2 separate regions of the Homo sapiens genome follow, and region 1 is linked to region 2. A link is an interaction called in ENCODE POLR2A ChIA-PET data of the cell type or tissue named here. Cell type or tissue: CD4-positive, alpha-beta T cell. All regions are shown on one strand. Region 1 overlaps HDAC4 (histone deacetylase 4). Region 2 overlaps HDAC4 (histone deacetylase 4).

Region 1 (4,000 bases), 120 kb before region 2:
TGATGCCAAGTTTAAGGCAGCATTTCGGAAGTGACCAATCTGTGGTCAGTGGCCAGTGAGATGGGGAGAGAGTGAGGCTGGGGCTCCCCCAGCGCCCATAACACTCGGTGATGTTCTGTGCGAGTCAGGCTGACCCTGCCAGCAGCTACCCAAGTGACAGGCCGGTGGCTTCACCCAGCAAAAGTCTGCTCCAAGGTGCTTCAGCCAACACGCCCCTTGGGTTGAAAGACTTACTCCTCTTGCACTTTTTTTTTTTTTTGAGATGGAGTCTCGCTCTGTCACCCAGGCTGAAGTGCAGTGGCGTGATCTCGGCTCACTGCAACCTCCGCCTCCCGGGTTCAAGCAATTCTCCTGCCTCAGCCTCCCGAATAGCTGGGACTACAGGCGCCGGCCACCACGCCTGGCTAATTTTTTTGTATTTTTAGTAGGGATGGGGTTTCACCGTGTTAGCCAGGATGGTGTCAATCTCCTGACCTCATGATCCGCAGCCTCAACCTCCCAAAGTGCTGGGATTACAGGCATGAGCTGCAGAGCCCGGCCACCTCTAGCGCTTTTTAGGACAATATTTGCCTCAATTCACTGAAAATGTATTTCATTTTCTAAACTATTGTTGCCATATCTTGCTAGAACTAAACATAACATCCTGCTTACATTCTAAATGAGAAACAATAACAGCTAAGTAACTCCTAGCAGGAGCTGACGATGGTCAGGCACTTATCTCTGGGTTTCATTCACAGAAGTAGTACTCATGGTTCTCACCAGAGAAATAACTGGCACAGATACTGTTATTGTCCCCATTTTAAAGAAGCCAGGGAGATGATAAAGACCATCCTGATCAAGGTTGGGACCAACTTTCAAAAGCAAACTGACCCCCACTCTGCTGTTCTGCCTCTCCACACGGACTCATTCAAGCCTCAAGGTCAACATCCCATCACTGGCTCATTCATTCAAGTTTTCCTGAACTAGCGATTAAGTGATGGCCACAATTTTGGGGACACAGTGTTGTAAGTCCCTGCACCCCAAACTTCCACTGCTGAAGAGGTGATGACACGTAAATTAGAAGACCGTGTGGGATCACGTGCTGGAATAACAATCACGCAGGCGGAACACGGCAGGGACTGTTCTTTTAGACAAAGTGACCTGAGAGGGCCCTGTGAGGTGGTGGCATTTGAGCCGACACCTGAAGGACATGTGGGATCAACGATCCCAACGAGGTACACACGAGGTGGAGGGAACAGCAAGGGCAAGGCCTGGGAGGGGAACAAGCCTGGGGGTTCCCACGGGGCAGACAGAGGAGACACGGCTGCAGGTCCGAAGGCCATGGTAAGGACCTTCCATTCCGACTTCAGCCACCATGCGGAGTGTCGCCCAGGGCGGGGAGGGGCTGCGGAAGGCGGGGGAGGCGGAGAGAGAGCTGGGAGAGATGGGGAAAGGGATCCATCAGGACTCTGCGATGGACTTGGCGTGGGTGTGCCACACTCACCCAGGTAGGGAAGACAGAGAGACTTGAGTGGGGAGAAGCAAGCCGGAAATCCAAAATGCAGATTTGATGGAACCTGCTGATTTTAAGAGAGCCAATCACCATTTTGAAGAGCAAACAGTACGTCTAAACCTCCTTTGAATCATTACTTTGTGACTTTCTCAGGAAAAAAAAAATCCAAAATGTTCAGAATTTGTGTCAATGGTTCAAAATTCAAGTTCTCCATATTCTACAACAACATGTATTTCAGCAGCATCCTTTACTCTACCCGAAATCTCACTATCCAAATACCACGCCATCCTGGGAGGGGCTCTAATCTTCTAAAATATTTATTCATTCCTTTAGCTGAGCTATTAAAGAAAAAAAAAAAACAAGGAGCTGAATATTAAGTGACACACACTGCACTCAAAACTCTTGTGTCAGGAAAGAATGTGCACAAAATATACATAAGCAGTGAAGACTCGTTTAATGTGTCAGCTGGCTGCTCCACACTGGTTCTGCCGTCTCTCACCCCGCGACAGCTGTGCTCCTTCCTGCTGTGACGCGTCATCCAAGGGGAAGCTCTGCTTCCGGGCCTCCCGCCTCTGGAAGGAGGCCGTGCACAGCCCTCCCGCCTCTGGAAGGAGGCCCAGCGCAGCATCCTCCGTGATGGCCACCGCGGCCTCTCCCATCGGAATTGCAGGGAATACCCCGCTCCACATCTCCTATGAGGATGCGTGGATGTCCTCTGGTTAAACAAAGCACCCTGCTTTTATTCCATGACTCTGACAAGCACTATCAGGAGACACGTGTGGTCCAGACATCACCTTAGGTGCTGAGAACCCAGCTGATGAAGACACAGAGTCGGCCCCCAGGGGTCCGAGAGGAGAGGTCCAGGTGATAACATCACTGTGTCTTCAGTACCCGGTCTCTAACCCTGCAGGTGGCTCCCCAGAGATCCCGGGGCCACCTGGCCAGAACCAGTGGGGAAGAACAAGGAATTGAAGGCTGTGAAAATGTGACATGAGATTCAGATAGTCCAGGGCCCCGCACGGCCCAGCTCCAGGCAGTCAGCTCCACGTGCCTTCCTGCCACTGGGGCTGCCACTGGCTGGAGCCTCCAGCAGCTTGTCTTGGGGCAGACACAGTGGGTACAAAATCAAGCACTGGTTCACACAGCAGGCCATTCTCCTGAAGTATCCAGAAGCTGCTATGGGTTCAGCGTGCACTGGCAGTGGTGACACAGGCATCGGGCCTCCTTTAGAGGAACGTCTTGGCCTCTCCAAGGAGAAGGGGCCAGAAGAGGCACTTCCTCCCTGGGACCTCGACAGAAAGGACGGTTTTCAGTGGCCTGACTGTGGACTGCTGTGTTCCAGCCAGAAGCCCGCTGCCAGAGGCCACAGCGAAGGGGCACGACAGTGGACTGGCTCATGGGCCTCCCCAGCAGAAGAGCTGCCAGAGATGGGACTCGGGGGCGGTTTTCCCTCACCCTTGGCGGGATCCTCCCCTCTGCAGACCCGGGGAACCTGCCCACGTGTGTTCACGTGCCCCCGCCACACGCCTGGTTCACCTCGAGACCTGCATCAACTTACCGGTGCAGCCAGCACGTCTGGAAAGAGACTCGTCAGCTGGCACCTGGCCCTGTGGGCGCCGTCAGCTCCCTTAGAGGATGACGTGGGGTGGAAAGGGCCTTTCCACATGAGTGGTTTCCATGTCCTCAACTTTAAACGATTTCAAGACGTTTTACTCTCCTTAATTTTGGTACTACCGAATAATATACACCACGTAGTTTTATTTTCATATCTAAAATGTTTTCAAACAAAATTTTATTTCTAAAAAGTGAAGATGGGGGAGACACACAGATGCCACCACAGCTAGCGTCGTGGGTGATCTGGGTAAAGATTTCCATTCCCAGCCAGGCACAGTGGTTCACGCCTGTAATCCCAACACTTTGGGAGGAATGAGGCGGGAATATTGCTTGAGGTCAGGAATTCAAGACCAGCCTCAGTAACATAATGAGACCCTGTCCCTATCAACAATACAAAAAATCAGCTGGGTGTGGTGGCGTGTGACTGTAGTCCCAGCTACTTGGGAGGCTGAGGCACGAGGATCTCTCGAGCAAGATCACACCACTGCACTACAGCCTGGGTGACAGAGCAAGACCTGCCTCCAAAAATAAAAATAAAAAATAAAAACAAAGAGTTCCATTCTCCACACACTGGCCCCAGCTGTAACCACACAGTACCTGCAGTCCTAGCTCCTGCTTGAGATGCCCCAATCTACCTCCTTGTATTCTAGAACACGCTCTCCCACTGCACAAGGCTCATTATTCAATGGTACAAATGTACATTCAAGATAATCACATCATTATTATTTAATTCAATAGTACTCCAGCACACTCCTCCCTCCAACAAAACCAGCTTTTCTGGATCCTCTAAGAAGCAGGTGTACCATGTGCAGAAATCACTATTACATTTCTGTTATGCACAGAATGAATATACCCTACACATCACAACCTCCCCTACACCAAGACTAACTTAAT
Region 2 (4,000 bases):
CAGGTCCCATCCCCAAGATATCTCATTATGTATACGCAAATACTTCAAAATCCAAAAACTCTGAGAGCCTGAACACTTCTGGTCCCAAGCACGTCAGAACGACAGTCAGCCTGTGCATCTCAATCATTGAAGCTAAAGCTCTTTGGAGTCCATGCTAATTTGCAGGAGTGTGAAGGGCTCCGGAGTTTGAGAACCGTGGCTCTGCAGGTGTGTTCCAACCCTCTTCCTTCGGAGACACAGGAGGGCCCTGAATGTCAGATGTGAGGGATGTGGGGCCCGCAGAGACACAGGAACTTGGCTGTGAGGAATTCAGGGACTAGCAAAGGGGGCGATGAGAAGACCCTGAAATGCACCGTCCAAAGCACAGTACCATCTTGCGTGGCTGGCGCTGCTGCATTTCACCTTTCTTCACGTGGAGGGGGTCTCATCAAGGCAGCAGAACAGCTTCTTGAAACAAACTCAAGATTGACAGGGTGCCAAGCAAGAAAAACTGGAAACTGACGTGTCCCAGCCGCCCACCCACTTCCTTCTCCATTGGGGGATAACAGGGGGGTACAAGTGAAGGGCCTCCGTCCTGAGGAGAGGGGCACAGGCTGTTTCCTCCAGACACAGACACTCCTCAGTGGTCAGGACCGTCCTCTCCATGCCTGTCTCAAGCTGCAGGTGCCTCTCCTGCCCAGGTGAGGTGGGAGACCTGGGCAGGCAGCCCTCCCTGTTCTGCAGGTGAGGTGCTTATCACTGCTGGAGTGGACCCTCCTAAGTGTTGCGTTCTTTCGGACCAAAGCAGTAAATAAAGGTGCTTTGATTCCAGGTGATAGCCCAAGTTCCTCCCCAACTCTACTCAAAACTATCGATGTCGGCATCGACAGCTGAGGCTGCCCTGCAGATGGGAACCCGCAGACAATCCTGGTACCTGCTGCTGTGATTATTCACAGCCGTCAGAGAGCCCTCACCTGGGGGGAGGTGAATGCCAACCCCACGGGTGACACACCACTCCCCTGGTGACCCCAGGGAAGCTGCAGGAAGGTGACAAAGGACCTGCACACACAGGCAGTGGACAGGCTCGCCGGCAGGGAGGAATCCTCTCTGTTTGACAAGACACAGACAGGCCCTCTCTGGTGACAGTCTCCAAGAAAGGAGGGAAGGCTTGGACAGATGCCAACAAGCGGGAAGGAAGACAGCAGCACGGCCCATTCCCCGACGGTCCCCTTTCATCTTTCCAGGTCTGAACTGCCCACAGTTCTGAGTTTTGGGTCCCAATAAATGGACGTCTGGACCAAGAGCATGTCTACGGTTGGAGCTCACACCTGCTGGTGGCAGCAAGCCGACTGCCCGGCGGGGGGTGGGCAGCCCGGGAGCCACAGGGCTCCCCAGAGACAGCCGCTTGGGCTGCAATGTCTCCAAGCTACAGTCCCGCTAACCCGGTTGGTTTCCCAAGCATGTGAGCGAAACTCAGAGGTTCGTTAAACTCCTACTTTCTAAGTTTATTTATTGTTGCAATTGTTTACAAAAAGCATTTTTATTTTAATGTAAAAAGCAAAGCTATTTCTATTTTAAAATAAATTAAAACTGCTGCAGATAATCAAGAGACGGGTCAAGCCCTGCTCTCATTTCCGCGTACACGGTGTAGCTGGGCATGAAGTACTTATAAACTCATGAAGTCAAGAAGTGTTCAACACAGCGCCTCGGAAGCCAGGTTGCTGGATGACACGGCCCATGACGTCTCAGCAGGCCTGGGCCACCTTCTCTCAAGCAGAACACACAGAATCGTAGCCACCTTTCATAGAAAACAACGGAAATGAAGAGCTTAAAGGAGCTGAGGACAGTGCAGGGTGCATGAAAGGAAGTGGCACAGATGCCTGAAGGCTTGTACTGAAAGTGGCGTCATGCCCTGATGGGAACTTCCCATTCCTCCCTGGTGGGCGGAGAGAATCATAGGACCGCCACATCCTGTCATCTCCACTTTTCTTTCTCTTAAAGAACAGATGATTGCAGCGTGGCTGGCGACACACTTCATGAGGCAGAGAAAAGCACGCCCAGATGCACGGGGCCCTGTACAGGACGGCAGGCCGTCTGCCCTGTGTCCCCGGGACTGGCAGGTCAGTGAGGGTAGCATCCCGACTTTTCCCAAGGGGCTCTGCGGGGTCAAAACAGAGTTTAAAAATGCAAAGACAACCATGCAACCCTTAGCCATGGGCCACCAACAACCGTCAGAGAGTGGTGCTAGAGGTCCAAAATGCTGCGCTGAGGGAGGCACCCCACAGCTCTGAAATGTTCCAACTCCCTCGATCCCACTGAAAGACATGGCTCGGGGCTCTCCTGTTAAAGGGTAGAGTAAAAGCAGGTATGGTTCTCGCAGGCAGGAGACAGGTGCCACACCAATCAAGATGCAGTTTTAAAGACTGCTACTTAGCAGACTTGTAAAACTGGATTTGCCCAGAGACAGACCAAACCCAGTCAGCACGGGCACTCTGGACTCCCTGCAGCGCCCCCCTGAATCCAGGCCTCCCTGCTCCCTGCCTTGCCAGCCCTGGGGCCTGTGAAGCATGTCTGGTGTTTTTCAGGAGGTCATGCACTGTATGGTTAACGGCAACAGATAGTGCAGAGCTGATCCTGCACAGCGGCCTCCGGGAGAGCAGGACTCTTGTGCTGGCCAGGCACCTGGTGGAAAGGCTGGTGCACCTGCAGCCCTGCGGCGCCTGGAGGAGCCGAGCAGAGGAGCTGGTTGAGCACCCACTGGACTTGGGCTTGAAAACCTGTCTTCACAGCTCATCCCCGCATCATGCTGGGTCTTTTCAAAATGATGATGATTACTTTAAGAACGTTCCTGGGATGAATTACAGACAGCTAAATGAGTCATAAAGGTGAAGGACCAACATGCCCCTCATCTCCTAGTTGGATAGTCGATGACAGCTGCCATCTAGGGCAATTGCTCTAACCCTCTGCCCTTTGGAGCCACTGATGTGCAGCTGCTGTCCACACCACAGGGCTTCCCACAGCCTGTCGCCCCCAGAGTCAGTCACTCCTCAGCTCCTGGCAGCCACAGGGCAGGCCCCAGCTGGGACAGGGAATCACCCAGGACAGAGTCCACCTTTGTCCAGGCAGGAACCCTGCGCCTCAGGCCACCTTGTCTGTGCAGACACCTGTTCTGGCCTGCACCACGGCCCCGTCCACTCAGGCCAGGCTCCAACAAGGAGTCCAACATATAAACACGTGTGTCACTCACACATGACCTCAAACTCACACACTCAATCACATACACACATCCTTATACACTCACACACACTCTCACATAACCACAAACTCACAATCATGAACACACTCAAACACGCACACTCAAACCCATGCGCTCATATACTAACACTTATACACTAATACAAACACAAGCATGCACTTACACAACCTCAAACTCACACATTCAATCACACTTGCACACTCACACCCAGGCACTCACACACACTAACACAAACACACAAACATGCATGCTCACACACATAACCTTAAACACACCCGATCACATTCATGCAAACATGCACTCATGCTCACAGTGTAACACACCCACAGACATTCACAAACACTCATGCTCACACATTCACACTCACAAATACACTCATATAACCTCAAACACACATACGCACGGACTCACTCACACACACACGTGTGTGGCAACAGCACAGGGGACCTGGCTCAGGCATGGCCGCACAAGCAGGATGGAGACTGGAGCCTCTGTCGGCGTGGCCCGGGCCTTTACCTGTGGTCCCTCAAAGCTTTTGCACAAAGATGAGGATCTGGGCCTGCGCATCCGGCCCTGCCTCATTCACCTGTATTGTTAAATCGGAATCAAGTGATAGCACAGGCATGGACCCAAAACAGTGAAGAGCCCGTGGAGGGGCAGGGGGCAGCATCCATCAGAGATTTCAACAATGCCCCACAAACATCCAGCAGCTGGCGGACGGGAGCAGCTGCACCCGCAGAGCTGCAAAGCAGACCAGGGCAGGGC

Evidence for each region. ChIA-PET counts read pairs that join two places held together with the same protein. Peaks named below come from ENCODE experiments on the same cell type or tissue, not always from the same donor. Only the 100,000 strongest peaks of a DNase experiment are listed, where the experiment ranks them.
Region 1: POLR2A ChIA-PET joins it to region 2 with 5 read pairs; 3 of 35 experiments call an interaction of 5 or more read pairs at or near these places.

Annotation. Positions count from the first base shown.
Region 1 is chr2:239,247,940-239,251,939 of GRCh38, forward strand. The region is part of intron 2 of HDAC4 (histone deacetylase 4); the gene reads right to left. Among named protein-coding and RNA genes, the nearest start is that of MIR4269, 56 kb to the right of the region's middle. RefSeq lists an enhancer at 1-371. In CD4-positive, alpha-beta T cell, no CTCF peak of the experiment used is centred here; a DNase peak (open chromatin) is centred at 2,025.
Region 2 is chr2:239,368,021-239,372,020 of GRCh38, forward strand. The region is part of intron 1 of HDAC4 (histone deacetylase 4); the gene reads right to left. Among named protein-coding and RNA genes, the nearest start is that of MIR2467, 18 kb to the left of the region's middle. RefSeq lists enhancers at 1,579-1,898, 1,919-2,078. In CD4-positive, alpha-beta T cell, no CTCF peak of the experiment used is centred here; DNase peaks (open chromatin) are centred at 1,242, 1,751 and 2,002; H3K4me3 peaks cover 1,088 bases; H3K27ac peaks cover 2,595 bases.